Regions from separate parts of the Mus musculus genome. Here regions 2, 3, 4 and 5 are each linked to region 1. The links are chromatin loops, found by intact Hi-C in ENCODE. Cell type or tissue: heart. All regions are shown on one strand. Region 1 holds the start of 4930590J08Rik (RIKEN cDNA 4930590J08 gene). Region 2 holds the start of Gm30688 (a long non-coding RNA gene). Region 3 has its middle 19 kb from the start of Fgd5. Region 4 holds the start of Fgd5 (FYVE, RhoGEF and PH domain containing 5). Region 5 holds the start of Mrps25 (mitochondrial ribosomal protein S25).

Region 1 (5,000 bases):
AGCCAACAAATCATTTTCAGTTATTATCACTCACCTTGGCTATGTAGCATTTTATGTGAACAGTCTGGCATATAACTGACTCAGCTTGCCTTACTGGTTCAAAAGGAAACTTGAGCCACATATGGTGTGGCTATCCTGTTGTGTTAACTGTAAAGACCAGTACCCACCCCTGTTCCGGATTCTAAATTCCACTGCCTCATCTGTATGTCACAACCAGACCAGCTGAAGAGCAACCCAGGGGAATTAGCCACGCCTCTGGCAAATGTATAGCTAAGTGCAGCAGGCACCTCATGTATATGGATTCAAATGCTCTCCTTTGGGCATTCTACAGGCCAGCAGAATGATTCAGTACACCAATTCAAAGGAACTGCGCCAAAACACACAAGGCCCAGAGGAGAGGTTACAGTGAAAACAAGGAACTCAGAGCAGTCTTCTCAATGGTTTGCTCTGCTCTCCAGACATGCAGAGAAGACATGAGAACATTCTCCTGTAGGCTTAACCACTTCCAATTCAGACACGGTCATAAGTCTTGGATGTGCACCTGGGAGAAACTGGCTTGCCAGTCTTTGGTCATTAATGGGAAGACAAAGTACAGGGACCGCAAAGCCAGCAAATGGTTATTTGGAGCAGTCCTGCACACAAGTTAGCACAACAAAAGGATTCAACTTCAATTTCCCTGATGTAAATTTAACACTTGGTGGGAAAGGGGGCAGGCAGCTGAGCAAAGTGCTTGAGAGACCTAGCAACCTAAACTTGAACCTGGAGCTAACCCATGTAAAGGTGGAACAGGAAAACCAACCCTACCAAGTTGTCCTCTGACCCCATACAGAGATACACACAGTAACAAAATTTTGAGCTTAAAAGCTGAAACTGGAGCTGTAGCTCAATGACAGCACATGACAAACATGTGCAAGGCAAACCTGACACCTCAAAACACACACCACCAAAAATTCTTAAATTTAAAACTTCACTCAATTCAACTATCAGAAAATTTATATGTTTGGGACAACCTGGATATGAGTTTAGTACTTTTCAACTGCTTTATGACACCTAAATACAGATAAAAGTGTATCTGGTGGAAAATGAGTATGCAAGCTCGGCTACACTGCGGGCTACAGTGCACTCTGGAATTTAGTATGAAAACAATAGGGAAGTGTGGCTTAGCAGTTGTTAGTGTTTGGTCCTCTTGCAGAGGACTCTGTCCGTAACACCCACAGAGCAGCTCTACTTGTAACTCCAGCTCCAGGAGATGGCACCCTCTTCTGCCCTCTGAGGGCATCAAATACACACGTGGTACACATATACATGCAGGCTTTCACACATAATACAAAACCAAAAGCAGGTGTGATGGTACACACCATTATTCCCAGCATTTGGGAGGCAAAGCAGTCTGATCTCTGAGTTTGTTGCCAGCCTGGTTTACATAGCAAGTTTCAATACAGCCAGGGATTATACATATACAGAACCCCTGACTATCTATGTATGTATGTATGTACGTATGTACGTATGTATGTATGTATGTATCTATCTATCTATCTATCTAAGCTTTTTAAAAAAGAAACAAAGTACCTCTTGATGTTTTCTGTATCCTGAATGTATACTAAGATGTTCTGAATATATTAAGTTCAATAAAAAAATTAATTTCTTTTTTTTTTTTCAAGACAGGATTTCTGTGTGTAGCCCTGGCTGTCCTGGAACTCACTCTGTAGACCAGGCTGGCCTTGAACTCATAAATTTGTCTGCCTCTGCTTCCCAAGTGCTGGGATTAAAGGCATGTGCCACCATAATTTCATTTTTAAGATATGGTTCTAACAAAGTTAAAAATGGCCTGGAAATGTAGTTCAGTTGGTAGAATGCTTACCTAATATGCAAATATAGCCCTGGGTTAAATACCCAGCAAGACATAAACCAGGTGAGGTGGCCCACACCTGTAATCCTAACACTCTAGGGACAGAGGTACACACAAGAGGATCAGAAATTCAATACTGACACTCAGCCTCCTGTGGCTCTCCATCCATCCACATTGTGCTCAGGTGCTGAGAACAAGTGACTGCTGAGTGCATATCCCTCAACAATTAGGAACACCAGAAAAGGGAACAGAGTGCCAAGCTGGAAGGCAGAGGACTGAGAAATGCAATCTTCAGGGCAGAGCATAGCCATTGCACAGACACAGCACACCCAGTCTTGACAGTAGCTACAACTGCCTGCACAGGGCCTACAAAAGTGACTATCACGGAGCAATCACTGAATGGGAAGGGGATCAAGGGGCCCTATCTCTCCTTGCTGAACAATTGGTTGGGATGGATTCTGATGGTAAGGCAGTCATTGTCTAGGTCCCAATAGACAGATCACAGATAGTCTCAGATAAAATCAGTGGATCACAACACAACAAAATGAAAAGATGGAAAAAAAGGACTTGTGTGGAAGAGAGGAAGTTGACAGGGTGGAAGGAGATCTGAGGAGGGCAGAAAGTGAGGGGAAACAATACACTGTGCACATACATGTACGAAAATTGTCAAAGAATAAACTAAAAAATGTTCAATCTCTGCTACATACGAAGTTTGAGCTACACGAAACTGTCTTCCCCCAAAAAGGAAAAAAACAAAATGAAAGCGACACATTGATTGCATCCCTAGGAAGCCAATAGTCTTGGTGCATGGCTCTGAACTCTGAGGACTCTGCTGCCATCTGCTGGACATCCTGGCACAAAGCTGGTCCATGAAAAGTAAGTTTCTGAAGCTGACTTCAAGATAAATCTGAGGGACTGTATATAGACCTTTTAACTGGTGTCATAAAGAGGAGACTAGAAAGAAACTTAGTCTTCAAAACCCCAGAGGAAAATGACCTACAGGTACTAGTTGAGGTGAAGAGTAACTGCGCTTGACTGCTGCTGCTCCCAAAGGGCTGTGGTGGCCAGGTCCTCCCATGCCTGCTGGCTCCATTCAAGGCCCATTGCTGCCTGGCTGTCACTCCTGCCTTCTCTCATCCCACCACATTCTCTTCTTGATACTCTGCCTCATAAAAGCACTTTATCTCCAGCGATCAAACTATTTTCCTTTTATTCTGCCTGCAGCTTGCTATGTAGTCCAGGCTGGCCTTGAACCCACCTCTGCTCCCATGTCTGTCTCTTTTCTGCTTTTGCTTACAGTTGTGACATGTCTAATAATTCTATTTCCTTCTTTCTCCTCTAAACTATTTCCTTATTTTAGCTGAATTTATAGTTTTGGCCCTTATCTTTAGTCCTCCAACTTTTTTCTGGCTATTCTGGGTCCCTAGCATTTCCATATGAATTTTAGGATACATGTGTCATTTCTGGAAAAAAAATTAAGGGTAGCTGAGTTTTGATGTATTTAAAGGAGGTATTTGCCTGATGAGACTAACAGGACTGCATTATGTCTAGCTTCTGCTTTTGTTGTGGAGTTCAGAGGTAATTTTGGGATTTGTCCAAACTTTGTTAATACTGGGGCAAAAGACTGGCAGCAGAAGATACTAGGAAAAGCTTAAGCCTGGAAATTAGACATAAGTCTTGTTCCAATACAATGCCACATGACTTCGAGGAAGAACAGGGCATTTCCACTCATGTGAGCAGAGACAAAGCATCAAGGAAACCCCAAAGAGGTGGGTCTTCCTTTGCTACACTGTTCTCAGAGGGTTGGTGGTCAACTCCTGACTGCCTGTCTGCAGCTGCATAGGTGAATGCTCCGAACACCCCTACTGAGTGACGTCCTTTAGATTCCTGTGCACCAAACGTCCCTGCTAAATAAGAATATAGGCAGGGACCTACCTGCTCAGCACCATGGGGTCCAAGTCTGACCTACTCAGAGAGTCAAGAAGACTAAAGTAATGGAGAGCATCAGAAGGCACAGAGGCAGGAGGACAAGTCAAAGCTCTAACTGGCAAAACTAAGGAACACTGGTTTCTAAACAGCTCAGCAGCCTTTGCAAATGCCCAAATAGTTCAGCCCAACTCCAGATATCTGCAGAGGACAGACATAGGCAACTGAGTAACAGGGAACAGATCAACTACCAACTTCTACCTCTGAACTGTAGGTGCTCTTCCCCAACCTTAGAGCTTCAGATGTGACTACCTAGTGTCCCAGCAGCTTCCTTTTCCCACGCAGCCCTCTATAATAGGCCCTCATTTGCCTGTTGGACAAATCCTCCTCATGTTGCTCCATCACCTGTCAGGGAAGCTGAACCTGTGGAGTAGACACCTGCATGCTAACACACTTCTGAAAAGAAAAGAATGGAGCCCTAAAAGCGAAGTCATGAGAGGGTGTGTTTGTAAAGAAGGGTTAAAAGCCCCTCAGAGGGGTATGGAGAGATGAATCCATAGTTAAGAGCACTGGCTACTCTTCTTGTGGAGGACCAAAGTTCCGTTCCCAGCACCCACATAGTAGCTTACAATTATACATAACTCCAGGCCCAGGGTATCCTACACCACCTTCTGACCTCCTTGGCACCAGGCACACGTGGTACACATATATACAAGAAGGTAAGATGTTCACATACATAAAATAATCTAAAAAAGAAACAAGTTCCTCAGTATTTCTCAGATTAGCATTTATAATTTACACACCTGGAACCCCAAATGAGTCACAGCTGGGTCAGCATGGAGAGAAGATAGTCCCCCTATACCAAGCGGTAAGAAAATGAACAACCTAAGAGTCAATGAGCTCTCACTCCTCCCTGTCAACTAATGTGGCCTCAAGCCTGTGCTCCCTGGGAAAGTACAGGAAGAAAGAAGTAAAACTCAGTCCTGACTGACTTCTATGAGACAAATACAACCAGCATGCTTTACAGGTCATGTGACTTGTTTATAATAAGATATCATATCATCTAGTGTTTGGAAAGTGACTGTGGGCGCTTGTGGTGAGCTTTCAGAGGCAGGAGTGGATGTGTGTGAAGAGCTGGGTTCCTGGCTCTGGCCAGAGGAATGTCCCAAGTCACTTGGTGCTGATCCTGGTCTGCTCTGTGGCTGGCTACTCATAGGAGCAGTTC
Region 2 (5,000 bases), 370 kb before region 1:
TGAAGAAAAAGCCAATAAGAAGCCCAGCTGTGATGAAGCAAACATGGTTGAGGTCGTGAGATGGAAGCACGGCCTTCATAAGAGAAAGTTGAATACCAACAATATACATGCAGAGGATGGGGTCATACATTAATCTTACTTGTGTATAAACTGCTGAACTATGGGGCTTTGTAAGATCCCAGGTAAACAGTGTATGAAACCAAGAGGGTTAGAAATCTTGTTTGTGTGGGCTTTGTGCTGAGTAGTTTCATGCCAGCTTGACCCAAGCTCTAGTCTTCTAAGAGGAGGGAACTTCAACTGGGAAAAATGCCTCCAGAAGACCAAGCTGTAAGCAGGGAAGCCTATTGGACAATGGTTCTCAACCTGTGGGTTGTGACTCCTTGGGAGGGAGATCAAATGACTCTCTCACAGGTGTCACCTAGAAACATTAGAAAACAGATTTTACATTGTGATTCATAACACTAGCAAAATTACAGTTATGAAGTAGCAACAAAAATAATTTTATGGTTGGGGGGTCACTGCAGCATGAGGAACTGTATTAAAGGGTCACAGCATTAGGAAGGTTGAGAACCACTGGTATAGGACATCTTAATTAGTAATCAATGTGGGAGAACCCAGGTGTGACCACCCCTGGGCTGGTGTTTCTGGTTCTATAAGAAAGCAGACCGACCTTTTTCCTCTTTGGGTGTCTGAAGACAAGATGGGTCACCAGCAGCTCTACTGGAGTCACCCATGGAGGTTTGGCTCTTGCCATGTGTGCTCTAACCGCCACGGTCTGATCTGCAAATATGGGCTGAATATGTGTCGTCAGTGCTTCTGTCAGTACGTGAAGGACACAGGCTTCATTAAGTTGGACTAAGCGACCTTGAATGGATTATTCGATTGTCTACTAAGTGGAACCAATCATGCTAGTTTTTGTGCACAAAGAATAAAAACATGAAGAAAGAAAGAAAGAAAGAAAGAAAGAAAGAAAGAAAGAAAGAAAGAAAGAAAGAGAGAGAGAGAAATAGAAAGAAAGAGAGAAATAGAAAGAAAGAGAGAAATAGAAAGAAAGAGAGAAATAGAAAGAAAGAAAGAAATAGAAAGAAAGAAAGAAAGAAAGAAAGAAAGAAAGAAAGAGAAAGGAAGAAAGGAAGAAAGAAATAGAAAGAAAGAAAGAAAGAAAGAAAGAAAGAAAGAAAGAAAGAAAGAAAGAAAGAAAGGAAGGAAGGAAGGAAGGAAGGAAGAGAAAGGAAGAGAAAGGAAGAAAGGAAGAAATAAAGGAAGGAAGGAAAAGGAAGGGAGGGAAAGGAAGGGAGGGAAAGGAAGGGAGGAGGGGAAAGGAAGGAAGGAAGGGAAGGGAAAGGAAGGAAGGGAAAGGAAGGGAAGGGAAAGGAAAGGAAAGAAGGAAAAGGAAGGAAGGAAAAGGAAGGAAGGAAAAGGAAGAAAAAGAAAAGAAAAGAAAAGAAAAGAGAAAAGAAGGAAGGAAGGAAGGAAAGAAAGTAATCAAACTGAACAAGTCATGATAAACAAGCCTTATGAATGAGCAGCACCCCTCCATGCCCTCTGCATCAGTTCCTGCCTCCAGGTTCCTGCCTGATTTGAGCTCCTGCTTCGGCTTCCCTCAATGGACTCTGATTCTGAATATGTAAGCTAAAAAACCAAAACCTTCCCTCTGTAGTTGCTTTGGTCATTATGTTTCATCTCAGCAACAGAAACCCCAACTAAAGACAGGCTTTGTGTAGTCTAGAAAATGACCCAGCCCAGTGGTGTATAGTTCCACATGAGCGTAAGCAGCAGACAGAGAGAAGCCACATGTACATAGCAACACATCTATGCATGATGGCTGACCTTGGTTGCCATCTTGACTACATCTAGATTCAACTAAAACCCACCAGCCAGGCGTGGCATGTGAGGTCTTTTCTTGGATCATTTGAAGTGGAAAGATACACCCTAAATCTGAGCCACACCCTGTGGTATAGGCCCACAGTAATGGACGTGAAAACGCCTAGCCACTCCCCCTTCTACACAAGACAGCTAATCTCAGTGCTAGAGAATTCTTTGACCCAATGTTCTGGTGCTATTTGGGCCTCTTCCCAGTCCTGGTCATGATATAAGGACAGAGTGTCCTCTGAGGATTGGAGTCCCTGATCCAAAGTAGGGTCAGGGAACTGCGAGGTGGGTGAGAATGGGAGGTCCTTCCCTCAGCAGTATAGGATAGGCCAGGGGTGGGCCAGGAAAGCAGGAGAGTAGCAAGCCACTTCGAGCTCTTCCTGCACACGTTCTGATGGAGAGCCTTAAAGAGGCCAGCAGTTCTGGCTCTCAGCCTGGCCTTCCAGCAATTCTGCAGCTCAGACCACCAAACAAAGGACCAGAAACTGCATGGCTTAAGCCCCAACCCATCGTCTCACAAATCTGGGCATTGGCAAGAATAGGGAATCAGGGCCCAAGCTGGGCTTCTTCTTTCCAGACCCCAAAGGAAGGGTAAGCACAAGGAGCTGCCAGAACCCAGGAGTGGTCTTTTTCAGCCCTGCATGCTACTTACTAGGCGTTGGGTCCATGCAGCCCATTTCCTCTTCTGGATTTGTTGGTCTGAAAAAAATGGAGGACTCGGTCCCAGAATTCCAATACTGGCTGCTGTTGCTCTGCCAACTGCCTCTTCAACATCCTATCTCGCTTAGAAGCTGTATGTGAACTCAGAAACGTCAGCTAGACTTCTGTCCATTTCTGAGCACGGAGCTGCCTTTTCCCTCATGACAAAGATATGTTGGGACCCTTGAACGGTCTGTCTTGAAAATCTAAGCTCCAGGCATGGATACATACGTGCTCAGACTATCCACCACATTTACCATGTTTGACTTCCTGGGTTCCAAGGTCGATACAAACTAACCAGGCAAACAAAACAAACAAAGCCGAGGTTTGTAGGGATACCTCTAGAGGTGGAGCAGAATTACCAGAGTTAGCAAGGAAGACCACAGGGCATCCAGTGTGGCCATTGCCTGAACCTGCTCCTTTTATATGGGGAGGAGCTGGGATTCAGGATGCGTTTTCATGCATTTCTGTTGTTGGCCACCGGAGGGCAGCAGAGCTACATAAATGTCCTGAGTGTTGTTACAGGTTGTGGGACACAGAGGATTCAGAACAGGACTTTGGGAGCCACAAGGTGCCAGAAAAGTGATGAGAGGAATTAGTAGCCATAGAAGGATCAAGGAAGGTTTCTAGGAGTTGTTGACTCATGCTTTAGACAGGGTTTGAAGTCTGAAAAGGTCCTCTAGAAAAGAGACATTGAACAAAGATGGGGGGGTGGGGGGAGAGGCAAGCTTGCTCCAGAGGCAATATAATAGGACCTAAGATTCTGGCACAGTCCTCAAGCCAGTATTTCAGCATGTGTTAGAACTTCACATCGAACTGCCTTAAGAAAAAAGAAAAAAAAAACTCCAGGAGACACCTTCAGGGAGAACCATATCCAAGGCCTCTGACTGTGTCACTGTGTCCTGTCACAGGGCCTCTCGGCTCTGCTCCTTGCAGCAGCATAGCCATCAGCAGCTACAAGCAGATGCTCAAACTGCCGAGAAGCCACCATGGAGACAGCCTCATTCTCAAGGCTTCTACCAAATGTCTGGGAGTTACTCTGATGTGCTGGGGCTGTGCTACCCAAACATCCAGAAACCATCGCTGCTCCTGATGACCTGTTTTGTGTCCAGGCTGCCTGTGAGAGATGGTCTCCTCCCTCTAACTGAACATGGGGGGCGGGAGGGGCAACAGTCTCCAAAGGAAACATGAGAGGGTCTCAGAAGGGGAGACAGTGGGTGTCAGGGAGGACCCACTGAAACCTGGTCCTCTCTTGTCCTAACTGATTCTGCACCCGGCTGCCATAATGTGCCTCAGTTTCTTTAGCTGGATGTGACATCAGGTTCAAAATAGTACTCACTCACTCCTGTAGGCTCTTAGGCTGTAGTGGCACCTCAGAGTCAGGAAGGAGTCTGTAACAACAGTTCTAACAGCAGCTCTGAGGTTGAAGCTCATTAGAAGGCTATCCTAAGCCAATGTATGGGAAAAGATGGGGTATTTCAACTGCCCAAGCTTGGGTCACGTGACTGCTCAGCAGAGCCAGGGAATAGAGTTTGAGCCACCTATGGCAAGGGGCTCTGTGTCAGGCAGAGCCTAGAGACAGTAAATTAGGGTGCTAGGATAGCCATGATGAAGTAATATTGACTGGAGGCTTGACCAACAGACACAGACTGTCTTATAGCCCCAGAAGCTACAGGTCACCAGAGCCCCACTCTCCTTGAACCTGCATGGCACCCTTTCTGCCCTCTCTAGCTTCTGCTCACAGTCAGGGGTCCTTGGCGTGGTTAGGTTTGTGGATCTGTGTATTCCTGCCTCAGCCACTGATGTGACATCCATGCACACGTCTCTGTGTCACTAAGGCTACCGCTGGCTGACTCATATGCTTTGTCACTATATTCTTCAATGACCATGCCTGTCCACAGAGGTTACCTTCCATGATACGGAGGTTTAGAGCGCCATCACCTGTCTACCAAAGGTGTTTTGTTTTGTTTTGTTTTGTTTTGTTGCCAAAAACTAGTACTGCCCCTGTGGGAAGGGCAACTGGAGTGAGGTAGTCCCAGTTGGCCAGACACAGTTCTGAGACAAGGACTCTGAATTATGTAGGCTAGTCTTGAACTCATGACTCCCCTGCTCTGGCCTCCAGAGTGTTAAGATCGCTAGCATGTGCCATAGGCAAATTATTTACTATTTGGGCCACAGTAGATTTAAGAAGCCTTGTGAGAAGTAGCAACTGGAATTCAACCCAGCTCACAGACTGCTCATCCTTATTGACTGTGAATAGACCCAAAAGAATTAACACACCACACACTGCCTGCAAATAGACACACAAAAAACACAGCGCACACACACCATCTTGCCCAGTCACCTGTGACAACCTCACAGTTGGGTCCAGCAAGGAAATCACTCAATGGTTAAATGGGAAATGGTAGAATGATACTGTGGCAAATATT
Region 3 (5,000 bases), 58 kb before region 1:
CTTCTGTGCCTGCAGAAGGCTTTGCAGAATCACTTTTCCAACATGGAATTGCTCTATCAAAGGGCACACAACACTTGAAACTTTAACACAGATGACTGTCCCCAAAGATTGTATGGCTCACACTGTATAACAGCAGTGTCAAAACGGCTGGCTGCCCTGCTCCTTGCTGGTACTGGATGTCATCAATATTTTATATTTTCTCCAATCTGATGGGAGAAAAATGGCGTTCTATTGTTCTTTTAATTTGCATTTCTATGACTGCCTGGGAAGCTCATATCTTTCAGTTGTTTATTGGCCATGTGCATTTCTGTGTCAACAGAACAGCCTCATCATGTTCTTTGGCCGTGTCCCCCTTCTTTTTGTTTTGCATTTTTATTACCAATCTCTCTTAGTAGGTTGGGAATATTGGCTCATATTTTCTTATGTGAGGTCTACTTCTGTGTCAAAAAGACATCTGCCAGCTTTGTGGCTAGACTGCCCCAGGAAGAATCACAGAACACATGCATATTCTAGCCTACACTGTCCTAGACGTAGGAGCTGGGATGGTTGATCAGGGTAGGTAACATTTATGACATCAGGTTGGTGAGTTCAGGGAACAATGGCATGCAACTGCTAAGACACGAAACGGGACCTGTAGGTGCATTCCATATGATGGAGGGATTAAAACGGCTGGTCTGTCTGCCTCCAGACAAGAAGTCAGCTCTGGAGAAGGGTAAAAGGGCTTCTTTTGAGGAACTTGGTCCTGCTTAGCCCGGAGCAAGGAGATCCCAGGACATTGGGACAGATGGGACTATGAGGTGTCAGAGCAGGAGCTGTGACACAAGGCAGGAGGGCGGATCCCAGTGAAGGAAAGGGAACATCCATCCTCCTGGCCATTTGCACCGAATGAAACACTCCTACCCCTCTCTCTGCTTTATCTTCTTATGGTGCCCTCCTCTTCCAACAGGCTACGCTATTCATTTTGCACACTATGTCCCCTCACCATATCAGCTCTGTTAGGACAGCCTTTGCCTGCTCTGTTCATGGCTACCTCTTCTCCATAAACATTATTCTTCTTCCCATCTGCTTTGCTGAAGCAGGAGTAATTGTGTAACAGAGAGCACCCCCCTGGAGGAGGAAGGCAAAAAGAACATGGCTTGCTATGTCGCAGGCTTTCTGTGTAGAGGACCCAGTTTTATCTGTGTTTTTTTCCACCAAAGTGAGGTCTGGAACACAAACCTGTAGAGCTATGGAGGCTGTAAGCCAGCTGTCTGGAGTACTGGAACTCTCCAACTGAGTCAGCTCCTGTTTACATCCAGGCTGGTCCTACACCCTGCTCCACCTCTGGCTAGCCCCAGTCCAACTTCAGCCCTTCCTTCAGCAGGGGGTTACTGGTGTTTTGGAAAATCAATCGACATCACACTAGACTGAAAATATCTCAAAATATCGCTTGCAACTTCCTCCTGCTCCGGGAGGCCCCCACCCAGGACAGCAGCAGCCTTTCCCTGGCTGACGACTTTCTAGAAATGTTCTTCTATCCCCGGACACAAGGAATTTCAAGTATTTTTCTTCCTCTGCTGTTTTTCTTTCCTCTTCCTTCCCCTCCTCCTCTTTTCCCCCCTCCTTCTCTTCCTTCCCCTCCTCCTCTTCTCCCTCCTCCTCCTTCTCCCCCTCCTCCTCTCCACTCCTCCTCCCTCCTCCTCCTTTTTCTCTCTTGCCTTTGGCTGTCCACATTGTGTTGTCCTGACCCAGCTAGCAGCCTACAGCCCTGGGCTGGTCACTGGGCTCAGAGCGGCACCACTGGCTCCTTAGGCCGGGGAACAATGCCTCCATAATTCATTGAGCACGCCCCTTGGATGACTTTTTCCTGTTGCTGATTGTCCAGGCCTGCACAAACTACTTTTTCCTGCAGCTAAATTTAAAAGGGCCAGACCCTGGAAACAGTGTACCAGGCCAGCCTCATTGCAAGGGCAAAGGTGGTGTGATGGCTATTCTTGGTTGTCAACTTGACTACATCTGGAATGAACTAAAACCCAAGTGGTTGGGATCACCTGTGAGGGGAATTTTCTTGATTGAATCTTTGAGGTGGGAACAATGCATCCTAAGTCTGCACAGCTTCTGGTGGTCGCCTATGTAAAGGATGTGGAAGAAGGAAGCGCTTGCTCTTCACCTGCTTCTTCTCACTCTCACCGGCAGGTTCATTCCTTCAGTGGTATTGGAGCCTACTTCATGGAGATTACAGCCTATTGTTAAGACTAAGACATCCAACGCCATGGACTGAGAAACCACTGCATTCTCGAACTTTCCACCAAAAGACAACCATTGTTGGAAAAGTTAGACCACGGCCTGTAAGCCACACTAATAAATCTCGCGCGCGCGTGTGTGTGTGTGTGTGTGTGTGTGTGTGTGTGTGTGTGTGTGTGCTTGCGTGTATGCGTGTGTGTTTGTGTTCTTTCTATCAGTTCTATTTTCTAGAGAACTTGGACTAATTCAGATTTTGGCACCAGAAGTGGTTCCAGAGCAACAGAAGTATAAGGATGAATTTTTTTTAAGTTTGTTTGTTTGTTTGTTTGTTTGTTTGTTTATTGAGTACCTGTCACTTTCTTCAGATGTACCAGAAGAGGGCATCAGATGCCATTACAATGGTCATCATGTGGTTGCTGGAAATTGAACTCAGGACCTCTGGAAGAGCAGTCAGTGCTCTTAACTGATGAGCCATCTCTCCAGCCTAGGATGGATATTTGAAAGGATCTGGACCAGGCTTTCCCATTTGCTGATACCTACAGTCACTGACGCTCTCCTGGGAGCTTGGAGATCACTGAAAGCCCACGGTGTGAACTGTCTACAATGCACATGAGTCTCCTGAGTCACCAGGTGTGAGAGGCAATAGATTTGGGGACTCTGTATGTAAAAATTTTGACAATTTGTAAATAATAATAATAAACAAGGAAAAATGATAAGACTGACAGGTTGCACCTAGCATCTCTAGATAAGTAAGGAATGAGATCCGAAATAAAATTAGCCAGCTTCTAGCCTCTCAGACTATGGTGAAGGACAGCAATGAACTCAGCAATAAAACACACCGGCTCTAGATGCACAGAAACAGTCTAAAGGTTTCTATGTGTGCCTGGGAAGAGAATTTTCTTTCCAGCAGCTATAAAGCTCAAGTTGCAAAAAAATCAAACTGAAGCCTGCATGATAAGACAAATTAATGAATTGCAATGAATATTCACATCCCAGCCTTAGAGAGTGTATGCAGTTAACGACAAGGCCATACTGATGAAGGGTGGAACCCTAAGACACAAGAAGTTGTACGGGAGGACCCGGATGAGGCTTCGAACTTTGAACCCTCAGATTCTCAAGGGTCTAGCTCACCTGAGGAAGAAATCTCTCTACCCTTAGCAGAAGATGCACCCATATTCACAATGCCTGAATATTACCTGTCCCACCTTTGCCTGAGGAAATTAATTCTTCACCGTCTGCTAAACCAGCAGTGACTTTCCCTGAAGGAGATGCTAGACAGGAGACTCCTGATGTTCCTCAGGGCCCATCAGTAGTTGCCTCTAGACCTTTAACCAACACACACACACACACACACACACACACACACACACACAGAGTTTATATATCACATACTGTTTTTTAAAAAGTATCAAAAGTATGAGTAGTTGGTTAAAGAATTTTCAAAAGATGACCTATGGAAAAGGAACTGGATATTCCACTTGACTTGGGTGATGAAGGGATTTTAAGGTTTAGGAAAATTGCAATACTAGATACACTGGGTGAGTGTATACTCGAGTGTGCTTTACACTGTGTAAAACCCAGTCATCCACAATGGGAAGGCCCAGGTTGTAGTCTCCCCTCCCCCAGCCTGAAACCTGCTTGCTCAGGGGTGGAGCTTCCTGCTCATTCGTTCTGCCACGCCCACTGCTGGAACCTGCGGAGCCACACCCGTGCACCTTTCTACTGGACCAGAGATTATTCGGCGGGAATCGGGTCCCCTCCCCCTTCCTTCATAACTAGTGTCGCAACAATAAAATTTGAGCCTTGATCAGAGTAACTGTCTTGGCTACATTCTTTCTTCCGCCCCGTCTAGATTCCTCTCTTACAGCTCGAGCGGCCTTCTCAGTCGAACCGTTCACGTTGCGAGCTGCTGGCGGCCGCAACACCAGGTGATGTGACTTTCACCAAGCTTTTCAGACACAAAATGGTGAGAGGACACCATCACATCTGAAGAGCACTCTGTCACTCTTTTCCTTGTGCCAGACCTTAGGGTCAAAGATGCTGCTGCTCAGATGAATTAAATGTGATGGGTTTAATCAGACCCCAAGTAGCAGGGGCTAGTTAGCACCAAAGGCAGGGGATCGTAGTTATCACAATGGACAACATATGTCCACAATGGCTTGATCCATAATGGTCAGCACAGGCAAAGAGATTTTATGGTGGCATGACTTGTGGATCTGGCTAACCAGTCCTGGTGTTGCCATGTGTGAAGTAGATAAGAAGCCTACTGCATTTTTGTTTGATCTGTATAAGCAGAAAAACCCTCAAATGAAAGACTACATTGGATTATGGCAAGAGGGAATCTTGGTCTGTGAAGCAATTTCTGACTTAAGCCAGCTTACAGACTAGAACCCTTTGAATGAAGGGAAGGCCAGATACCCCTGAAGAAGAACTTTGCTAAAATTTTACTGTTAGCCTTTTGTTAGTCCTTCTGCAGAGGACCTATGGCCTTTTACACAAATGCACACAAATCCTAGCTCCTGGCATCCCATGTTCCTCAGGATTCTAGAAGCTTCTCCAGAAACCCCAGGACATTCCTGTCTCCTTCTCACCCTCCCACCTCACAGGTGGTTGGTTAAGAAATCTTAGCTAGATTTCCAAGACATAGTCATCCTTTCCCTGCCTCCATCTTGCACCTGACACTATTCTTGCTAGCAGCTGGGGGACCCTGCCCAAGCCACTCTGGTCATGGCCATACTTTCCTCAGCACCTCTGTGGTTCCTCCTCCCTGGAGTAAG
Region 4 (5,000 bases), 77 kb before region 1:
TTTTGACACTCTGACATCTGATCCCAAGTCTTTCTCCCCTGCCATTCCCTCCACTCCCCCTGGAGCAGCGCTCCTGACCATATGTCGCAAGAACAATTATCTTCCAATTTCACCTTGCAATGCATCTTAATTTAACATCCATTCCTCAGTGCCCGCTGGAAAGTCCAAGCCAAGCCTTCTGGCTTCTAATTAGGCTGCTGTTAAAGCTTGTCCAGTGACCCACAACAGGGCACTTCCCAGGAAGACAGTGGGAGACAGAGTGCGGGGAGGCCTAGGGTCTGGTACCAGCCCTTCTCATACAGCTGTGTGTATACATCCTACATCCCTCTGCCTCTGGAAGCCACGTCTTCCTTCTGGGGAAGGAAAGAACTACCCACCTTTTCATGGCACTATTGTGAGTTCGAGGAAATCAACAGACACAAAACACCTGACAAAGTCAAGAGGCAAACATCCCCTATGCACCAAGATGGGCCTGGATTTAAAAACAAAATGGCTTTCAAACTGGATTTCGATCCTGTCTTGGCCCCTGAACAGATCAGAGTAGCTCAATTTCCCATCGTCAGGTTGTTGTTGATGATGTTAACTAGACTGACAGAAAGAATACACGGTAGTGGTAACTAATCCATTATAAGTTCCCGGGAAATATGAGTTAGTGTTCAGTGGTCGCTTGGACTGTGTTCTGCTTACTTTATTGTTGGTTAGTAGAGACAAGTCTGAGACAGATCTTGATTTGTCCGATAGATAAACTGAGGGACAGCAGTTAAGAAACCTGCTCAAGGTCACATAAGCATATGGTGGCTCTGAGATCCAACCCCAGGGAGTCCTGGAGCCATGAGATCTGGAGGCAGGGAGTGTGACATCCACCGGTCACCATGGAAGGCTATCATATTGAAAAGGGAATCATGTCTACAGACACAAATTACAAGGCAGCTAGATCTAAAAGTGCCCACTGCAAAGGCTTCCTGGGGTCAAATCTACATCTAAATTTGTTCTGTTTCCCTCCACCCTCCAGACTCTTAGGAAAGGAGGGCCTGCTCCAGCTTCATACAGGAAAATATGGGGAAGCTGGACTGGCTCTCTCCATTGTTACCAAGCTGTTTTGTTAGGAGAGTAGGGAAAGCCAGCCTATCTCTGTCCAGACTACAACCTTCCCCAGAGAGCAGTGGGTAGCCAGCCCCTGGGAACCCTGTTCCAGTCCTCTCCACTCCTATGCGGTGACTCTCCTCCTTATGCCCCTCAATTCTGTGACCCACGTTAATTACCCTCAGCAACACCAATGCCTGGACACAGGGAGGTGGCTGCCCCACTCCTCAGTCTGTTGTAAGACCAGCCCAATGTCTCCAGCCGCACCTTGCTCCCAAGACAATGACTTTTCAGTAAAACACTCTTAAAAAGAAAAAAAAGCCTCAACTCCTCCTGCCCCTCACACACACCACCACTACTGCCACCGCCACCACCGAGGCCACCACCACCACCACCAACAGCAGCAGTAACAGCAGCAGGATATGGTTCCAAGACAGCCAAAATGGTGGCTTCCTGTTTCTTTGGGGATGTGTGTTGGGAAGTGTGGCATTGAACAGGGTCCTTGGTGAGGAAGGAGTTCCTCTTCTGCTCAGCGATAGCAGTAAAAGAAAACAGGGTGCAACCGCGTGGAGCAGATAGGTCTCAGGATTACTACCTAGCACGCGCTCATCTTTGAGAACTTTCCTGTGTACAGCAGCTGGGAATCCAGATTCCAGGCACCGCCCATCTGACTGAGGCTCACTTTCTCAATCTGCTAAATGGCACTCCTCGGCAGAGATCGCTAAATTTCTTTGAGAACACTTTTGTGTTTCCCGGAATCACTGACCTGGTGAAGTCTGATTCACAGACTGAGACCCGAGGGGGAAGGGGGTAAGAGGGACGCTGACGCTCCTGGGAGTGACGGGGCCTCGGACCGGTAGTGGAGCCCGGGCTGAGGGTTTTAAGAGGGGTGCATCTAGAGGAACAGCCCAAGCTTCCTAACTCAACCAAGGTGTTTGATGGCAGAGTGGGGTGTGTCGAGCCCTGGAGTGCCAGAACAGACTGGCGTCGGCGCCCGGGAACCAAATGCAGCCACCAAAGGGTGAAGGAGGACCTGCTGGGACCCAAAGGACAGAAGGGGAAGGATTGGGTGTTGGAGGGCACGATTTGGAAGGCAGGGTGTCCTGGTTTCTGAGGGGACCCTTCCTCGGGGGACAACGGCGAGGTGCGTGGGACAGAACACCCGAACTCTGGGCTACTAGAGAGGGGAACCCGGGTCCCGCAAGCTCCACTCGCAGAGCCTGCCGCCGGAGCGCGGAAGGTGGCGCGGGCTCCTACCTGCTCTGTGCATCTTCCACCGCGGAGCCCGAGGCTGGTCGCTGCGTGCTGTGCGGGTCGGTCAGTCGGAGTCCCACTGCCGCCCAGTCCACCGCGCCCGCGCCCGCCCCGGCCCGGCCCGCCCCGGGCGCAGCACTCCGCGGCAAGGCGAGGGGCGCTGGGCGCGGGGCTCGGGTTGGGCGGGGCGTCCGCTCAAGCTCGGGGCTCCAGGCTCCGGCCGCGCCTCCGCCCCCTCCTATGTTTCCTCCCGCTCCCGAGAGGAAGGCTTTTTTTTTTTTCTTTTTTTTTTTTTTCTGTGCTGTCAGAGACCGAGGGTCCCGGCGTCCCCACGCACACTTAAAGGGGCCAGGGCTATGATCAAGGAGACCAAAGGAGCTGTACAAGGCTTAGGGACAGAGGCCATCCATCCCTTTATTTTCAGATTTGGATGTTCATTCAGTCTGGGCTAGGCGACCACGGAGCGTGATAGCTACAAGTTCTCTTCCTCATGGAGAGCTCAAATGAAGAGGTCGTTAGGGACAGAAGGCGAATTAAACCAACAAACACCATGGAGAAGCACCCTGGCTGTGAAGAAGACCAGTTGGGGCTCTCCATAGCCAGAACCCATGGGGAGTGTGTGAAATGCGCATTTCCGGGCCCTCATCAGACTCAGAATCAGAGCAACTGCCAGGACTTTCTGAGGAAACCCAAGTCAGAAGCCGGGAGCTTCAGAGTATGTCTGTGTAGTCATCCATCACCTCTTGGAGATGGCTGGAAAGGGCTATCTCGTTTCTGGGGGTGGGGGTGGGGGTGGGGGGCTTGATTCACATTGTATCCAGATAGTGAGACCCAGTATCTCCTCCGTACTGCCTGTTAATGACCATATAGATGCCTTTGCCCTCAGGGAGTCCTGTCTGACATACACAGTCCTACAGCTTGGGTCTGGAGCTCAGAGGAGGTCCCCAGTGAGAGGGGTCAACCAAACAAGAAGTGAAGGAGATAACTTGGGGGGACTTGAGGCATGTAAAGGCATGACATGTCCTTGAGCGGTCTATGTTTCCCTCTACTGTACAATTAAGAACTGAATTTGAATTTTTCAAATGACCTTTTCATCCCAGAGTCACCACACCAGACACTGAAACCTCCAGCCCTTTGTGGAAAAATACTTTTGACTCTGGAATAGAAAATTTATGGCTGGGGTCAGCGAGATGGCTCAGTGAGTAAAGAGCTTGCCACGTAAACCTGGACATCAGAGTTCAATCCCTGGACCTCACATAGGTGGAAGGAGAGAGAGCAGATTCCAATGGTTGTCTCTGGTCTCCACAAGTGCACCATGGCTTTGGGTGCCTTTCCCCAACTCATGCTAACATTAAATAGATGATTAATTAAAAGAGAAAAAGAAAAAGAAAAAAAGAAAATCTGACTGAGTACATTACTGGTTATTGGTAGATTCAATCGATCTGTGCATGGTGGTTAGCTCAGGATGGAGGTGATGCTGGTGGAAATGGAGGTGACAGAGATGACATTAGAAGTGAATGAGGACATTGGCGGTGAAACAGAAGGAGAGAGAGTGGTAGTGCCCCAGGTAGAGAAGGAGTGGTCATGCAAGTCATGGTGTCCTCAGTGTAGGTGGTGGAATAGGTGACGCAGAGGTGGTGAGCAGGTAAGAGGGGAAGGAGTTGGTGGTGATAGAGGTGGAGATGGAGCAGGTGATAACGGGGGTAGAAGTGGCAGAGTTGAGGCAGGAAGACGGTCAAGGTGATGGAAAGAGTGGTGATGATGGAGATGATGGTACACGGGATAGAGATGGCTGTGTTTTTCCAGGTGGTGATGGTGGAGATGGCATATGGGATAGAGGTGGTTGTGTTTTTCCAGGTGCTGATGGGGATATTTGGCAGTGACACAATAGTAGGGAATGACATGTGGTGGGCAGGGGCAGAGGATGCGGAAGTGGTTAAAGTGATAGAGATGGCGGAGGTGACAGAAAAGGTGGATGGTAGAGTCAGTCAGGGTGATGGGGGTAGGAGGAGTATATGTGATAGAACTGATAAATTTGCTCGGGTTGACGGCGACAGTATGGGTGACTGGGCTGATGGAGCCGGTGTAGGGATGGAGGCGTGAAGGTGCTGTGCACGGTGGAAATGGAGTTTGGCAGCGTGGGGATGATGGAGTCAGCTGAGTGGTGGTAGAGGTGGTGGCGAGGATGAGGGGATCTATGTTTTAAGGTGTGTGAAACGGAGTGAACTGGTAAATCCATTGATGTAAAAAAAAAAAAAAGAGCTTGTCTTTTAGAATAAGCAGTAAAATCCTAAGAACATGGCCTCAGCGGGATCAGGAGGGAGGCTCTGGTTCAGTGGCCGCTACTGTTGATTTTGCTCTGGGGTTTGTGGGGAGGGGTTCAGGGTGGTGGCAGGAAAATCCCGGAATGCTTTGCTAAGCTCTGCCAACCCAACACTGTTGGATGTGGGATTTGTGAGCACAGCCCCAAGGCCAGTTGGGAAACCTCACAGCATTCAACCAGTTCACCTGCAGGCAGAGGGGTGGTGGGTGCGGAGTGACAGGCTGTGAGGGAAAGACTTGAACCCCTTTGTTTTCGAACTCCTTTGTTTTTCCTTTCCAGAGAAGATGGATCCCAAAGCTTTTGTTTGCAGTGGCTTTGCAACCATCCTGCCCAGGGTGAT
Region 5 (5,000 bases), 280 kb before region 1:
GAGGACAACCTTGGGTATTAGTCTTAGGAAACCCATCCGCCTTTTAGGCAGGGTTTCTCATCCTGAAGCTTTCCAGTTAGGCTAGACTGGCTGGTCATCGACTCTACAGTCCTATCCCCACCAGAAACTGAAGCTCGGAGGGGTGAGGGAGCCTGGGGCTGGCATTTGCACCAGGCACTGGTACATTTCACACTTTACCTCAGCTCTGCCAACAGGTCTGTGTTGTGTTGTTTGACAAAGAACAGATTGGATACTTACAACTCATTTGCCATCAGTATTTAGGTGGGTTTGGGTTGGCTCAGGAATGGTGAAGAGGGAAGGGCTCAGCTATTACATAGACCAAAGAGACAGCAGCTGAACAATCTGGAAAGAAGTTAGGTGCGGCTAAATGGGTTTCTACAGTGACTTCATCTGGGCCTGGAGCCCAGGTCTGTCTGATTTGGGACCCAAGGCTGTTTATGTGGGCTGCTGGGTGTCTCCTGTGGATGCAGTATCATCTTCTGTGATGAAACTTCAAGGTCTGCAGCCTCCCCAGAAGCCTAGCACAATTTTTTTTTAAAGACTTATTTGAGTACACTGTCACTGTCCTCAGACACACCAGAAGAGGGCATCAGATCCCGTTACAGGTGGTTGTGAGCCACCATGTGGCTGCTGGGAATTGAACTCAGGACCTCTAAAAGAACAGTCAGTGCTCTTAACCTTGCCTAGCAGAATCTTAATCACTTAAGGATCTTAATCACTTAATGATTTCAGTTGCAGCGTCTTTCGGAAGTTGTCAGTCTTCTTACAAGCAGCAGCTGGCTTGAAGAAAAACCAGTAACCTTTCTTGGAGCCATTAGGAAACTGATTTGCAGGGCTCAGTTTCCTCCCAGCACCTGCAGTGGTGAGTTCAGAGTAAGCCAAGATCTGATGGCTGCAGCAGAACCCATGACTTGTAGGAATACCAGTAGTAACTTTGGTTTTTGTTATTGGGCTGTGAGTGAGGACAGTTAACAGTAAGACTCCCTCTTACTGTCAATGGTTTTCTCTTAATAATCCTATGTCCATTTCCTGTTAATTGGCTGTTCCTCCTCTTGATCTACGGTTGACTTTATTTAATCCCGTTTACAGTATTGAAGCAGCTCTTGGATTAAAGGTGTGTGCTGAGACTGAGCCATACCACAACTAAAAAAGGTTTTTCCAGTAAGTAACACCATTGTGGGGCTCACAGTGTGATTAGATACCCTGCAGCCGCCTGCTGCACTCTCAAGGGTATGCTCTAGAAGCTTACCTTCCTCTTCAGACATGTAGTTATAGCTGAAGCTTATTAGTGATGTGTTCACATATATGCAGGCAAAACACTCATACATAGGGGCTGGAGAGATGGCTCAGTGGTTTAGAGCACTGACTGTTCTTCCAGAGGTCCTGAGTTCAATTCCCAGAACCCACATAGTGGCTCACAACCATCTGTAATGGAATCCGATGCCCTCTTCTGGTGTGTCTGAAGACAGCTACAGTGTACTCATAAATAAAATTAATAAATCTTTTAAAAAATATAGACATAAAGTAAAAAAAAAAAAACTAAAACAATTTACAATTTGGTAGCTGGGGAGATGGCTCGGTGGGTAAGAGTACTTGAGGGTCTGAGTTCTGATCCCAGGATCCATGTAAAAATCTAGGTGAGATCATCTGTGCCTGTAACCCCAGAAGTGTGGGTTACAATCCCAATTGCTGGAGCTTACTAAGAGAACAGAAACACAGCAGGACACTTTTCCCCCAGCCTTCATGTGTGCACAGGACATGTCTAGAATTGTTGGATTATTTGAGCAGAGGAAAGAACACTTAAGTTTTGAAAAAAAAATACTAGAATAAAAGATTAACAGATGAAAAATGCTCTAATGGGCTTATCAGTAGACAGTTCATCTATGAAGCCTGGGAAGTCAGTTGAAAATTTACATAATTACAAAGGGAAAAAATCTTGAGAATCCTATAGAAAAATTAATTTCAGCCATAAACAGCGATTAAAAATTACAGTGGGGCTGGAAAAATGGCTTAGCAGTTCAGTGCACTTGCTGCTCTTTTAGAGGTCCCACATGGCAGTTCACAGCTCTGTAAGGTCAATTTCAGGGGACCCAACGCCCTCTTCCAGCCTCTGCGGGCACTGCGTGTATGTGGTGCACAGCCACAACACACAAGCAAAACAGTAAGGTAAAAATAAATCCTAAAAAAAAAAATGCAGCGCAGAGTGACATGTTGATTGTTGACTTGTCATATCTGTCACAACCACTCTTAACAAGCGAACGACCCCCTCCTCTAAGCAGAGTCCTTTGAGGCAGACCCTGACGCGCCAGAGCAAGCCACTCTTTCCTCCTTTGCAAATAAGTTTTCCCTTTGAATCAACAGCGACTTTTCCGTCAAGCTCTTCACTTCAGAACTGGAGATCTTGGGAGAAGATAATTGGTTTCTGTGAAGACAAAAACGACAGGTTGATTCCCAACGCTGAGGCGGCTGCGAGCCCGGGCCCAAACTACGAGTCCCAGGCTGCCCCGCGGCCGCGCTGGCCGCCGGGAAGTGCCTCCCAAGATTCCCGGAGCCGCGCTGGTCCGCGGCTTGAGGAGTTCCTGACTTCCACCATGCCGATGAAGGGTCGCTTCCCGATCCGCCGTACGCTGCAGTACCTGGGTCGCGGGGACGTGGTATTCAAGGAGTCTGTGAAGATCATGACCGTGAACTACAACACGTATGGGGAACTGGGCGAAGGCGCCAGGTCAGTGTGGGTCACAGCCCTCGGGGTTCAGTGAAAGAAGCTGAGGCAGTGGAGGGCATCCCGACTGATCCCCGATAGAAACCCGAGTGCTCCTCCACCGGAGGGATGGGTTGCGGCTGGAAGGCTGGCCCCTTGTGCGAGGCTGTGGCGCGGGGAACGCCTTGGGAGCGGAGTAGTAAGTTTCCGCACCTGTGCACAGCATGGCTTGCTGCTGCTTAGGACACTTGATGAATGAAAGGTTTCATTGACCCGTTTATCATCTCTGAGCAATGCTTTGGACCCTTCCGAACTTACTGCACATTTATTGAGCGCCCAAAACGCTGGGTTCAGTACTGGGATTTTCCACAGTACGGGATAAACATGACTGTAGATAGAAGTGGATTTGTAGAACGGATCAGAAAGAGAGAAGAGAATAATTTTCAAGGTGGAGAGTGGCCCCTGTGGCAAAGACCTTGACTTCATGAGAGCCAGAAGCCGCCTTCAAGCCATTTTCTCTGGTCAAGTTGACCCCCAAGACCTAAGATTTGCTAGCCTGGGATCTGCTGGGGTGAGGGCTCTCTGGAACCCTCTCGGTGGACCAGAGGGTTCGGGCTCTACTCCCCACTTGTCAGGAGTTTATGCATATGCAAAGGCCTCTTAACTAGTTGTATGACCTTGGGATCACACAAGTTCTCTCAACTTCTGACAGCATTTTTCCTAGGCGGAACACCACAACATCAGTGTGTTGGTGGTGGTGTGGGGTTGCTGGAGAATAAAGTGCCTGGCAGAGTGCAACAGGTGCTGACCTTGTGCCCATTTGATCCAGTAGGTGCATCTATATCTATCTGGTTTGTGGGCACAAGGCTCTGTGCTTTGGGATGGGAAGACAGAGACTTGCTGACAAGTTCTGCCTTCAAGCTTTTGGGTGGTGTGCTGTGGAGCTTTCAGGGCAGTGTTTCCTCCCCAGAAGCAGTTCTTTCACTTTTTCAAGTTTTGTGTTGATGTAATTACTTAAAGGTCTCCACCCCACCCGACCCTGTGTTTGTGTATGTGTGGATACATTAGCATTCAACCAAAGATAATGTTTCTAAGGAGCTGGCTGACTTGGTTTCTTTTTGAAATAGGGTCTCTCAGCCTGGGCTTCATGGATTCAGCTAGGCTGGTCAGTAAGCCTGGAGCCAGCAAGCAAGGGCTCACACCTGGCCTTTTACCTCTCTCTCTCTCTCTCTCTCTCTCTCTCTCTGTCTGTCTGTCTCTCTCTGTGTGTGTGTGTTTTGTATGTCATGAGAGTTTATTTACACCATATGTGTGCAGGTGCCCATGAAGCCAGAGGGTGTTGGATTCTCTGGCACTGGAGTTACAAGTGGTTGTGAGGCACTTGATGTGGGTACTGGGAACTGAACTCAGGTCCTCTGGAAGAACAGTAAGCACTCTTAATTGCTGGGCCATTTCTCCAACCTCAAGTAAAATCTTCCTTAAGTTTTAATTGAGATAGGGTCTCACGGTGTGCCTAGCTGGCCTGGAACTCCTTTATAAACCAGGCTAGCTTCCAGCTAACAACAGATCTTCTTGCTTATCTCTGCTTCCTGACTACTGAGTTTAAAGATGTGTGACACCACACCTGGCTTGCTTGTAAAAATGTATATGTGAGTGTTTTACCTCCATGTATGTATGTGCACCACATTGGTGCCTGGTGTCCATGGGATTAGAGTTACAGATGGTTATGAGCCACCATATGGGTGCTGGGAACTGAACCTGAGTCCTCTGCAAAAGCAACAAGTTCTCTTAACCACTGAGCCATCTCTATAACCCCCTACCTGTTTGTTTGTTTTTTAAGTGGATCCCGGAGCTCAGAGTCTGGTTGTCTTGCATGTATAATAAGCTCCTTAGTGATTGAGCCATCTCAATAGCACCCTTTTGACGTATTAGACCCTGCGGAAGAGGAGTATGGTTCTCATGGCCGTTGCCTCTGCCTGTACACACATCTGCATCCTGTTCAGCCTATCCTCCCTCGAAGGTCACTTCTGAACAGTCAGAACATGAGTTCTCTGATAATTTAAACACTGTGAAGACTCATTTTCTGTGACTTCAAGCCAAAGGGGAACGTGTGATTAATTTTCCTTCTTGGCTTTAACAAATCCTTGTGTTAGCCGTGTTTAATCGCTTCATTTTTGGCACTTTAATTGCAGATTCTGTCCCAGTTGTGGTAGTGTCTCGAGTGGTTTCAGGCTGCCTTTCTGCTGACTCAGTTTCATCCCTGGAATTAGTTTAGATG

Evidence for each region. Peaks named below come from ENCODE experiments on the same cell type or tissue, not always from the same donor. Only the 100,000 strongest peaks of a DNase experiment are listed, where the experiment ranks them.
Region 2: it touches region 1 in a loop (9-fold over the local background); 17 of 42 quality-filtered maps call a loop at or near these places.
Region 3: a loop joins it to region 1, with 2.3 times the contacts of the local background. A loop is called at or near these places in 2 of 42 quality-filtered maps.
Region 4: it touches region 1 in a loop (2.6-fold over the local background); 3 of 42 quality-filtered maps call a loop at or near these places.
Region 5: a loop joins it to region 1, with 2.2 times the contacts of the local background. A loop is called at or near these places in 5 of 42 quality-filtered maps.

The regions. Positions count from the first base shown.
Region 1 is chr6:91,899,391-91,904,390 of GRCm38, reverse strand. It overlaps Ccdc174 (coiled-coil domain containing 174), which reads right to left. Exons shown (of 11, transcript NM_172730.2): 11 at 4,543-5,000. The coding sequence ends at 4,804. 4930590J08Rik (RIKEN cDNA 4930590J08 gene) reads right to left here and starts at 158. Exons shown (of 20, transcript NM_198668.2): 1 at 35-158. In heart, a CTCF peak has its summit at 2,697 (motif pointing left); a DNase peak (open chromatin) is centred at 2,700.
Region 2 is chr6:92,267,273-92,272,272 of GRCm38, reverse strand. Gm30688 (a long non-coding RNA gene) reads right to left here and starts at 2,638. Exons shown (of 5, transcript XR_001785327.2): 1 at 2,525-2,638. It also overlaps the pseudogene Gm44803. In heart, a CTCF peak has its summit at 3,054 (motif pointing right); a DNase peak (open chromatin) is centred at 3,052.
Region 3 is chr6:91,957,007-91,962,006 of GRCm38, reverse strand. No RefSeq gene overlaps it. Among named protein-coding and RNA genes, the nearest start is that of Fgd5, 19 kb to the left of the region's middle. In heart, a CTCF peak has its summit at 2,622 (motif pointing right); DNase peaks (open chromatin) are centred at 1,376 and 1,796; H3K4me3 peaks cover 559 bases; H3K27ac peaks cover 1,389 bases; H3K27me3 peaks cover 604 bases.
Region 4 is chr6:91,976,383-91,981,382 of GRCm38, reverse strand. Fgd5 (FYVE, RhoGEF and PH domain containing 5) reads right to left here and starts at 2,418. Exons shown (of 21, transcript NM_172731.3): 1 at 2,341-2,418. The coding sequence starts at 2,353. In heart, no CTCF peak of the experiment used is centred here; DNase peaks (open chromatin) are centred at 1,602, 1,942, 2,382, 2,962 and 1 weaker place; H3K4me3 peaks cover 2,780 bases; H3K27ac peaks cover 1,836 bases; H3K27me3 peaks cover 3,727 bases.
Region 5 is chr6:92,181,586-92,186,585 of GRCm38, reverse strand. It overlaps Mrps25 (mitochondrial ribosomal protein S25), which reads left to right and starts at 2,563. Exons shown (of 4, transcript NM_025578.4): 1 at 2,563-2,746. The coding sequence starts at 2,613. In heart, a CTCF peak has its summit at 2,117; a DNase peak (open chromatin) is centred at 2,675; H3K4me3 peaks cover 2,019 bases; H3K27ac peaks cover 1,723 bases.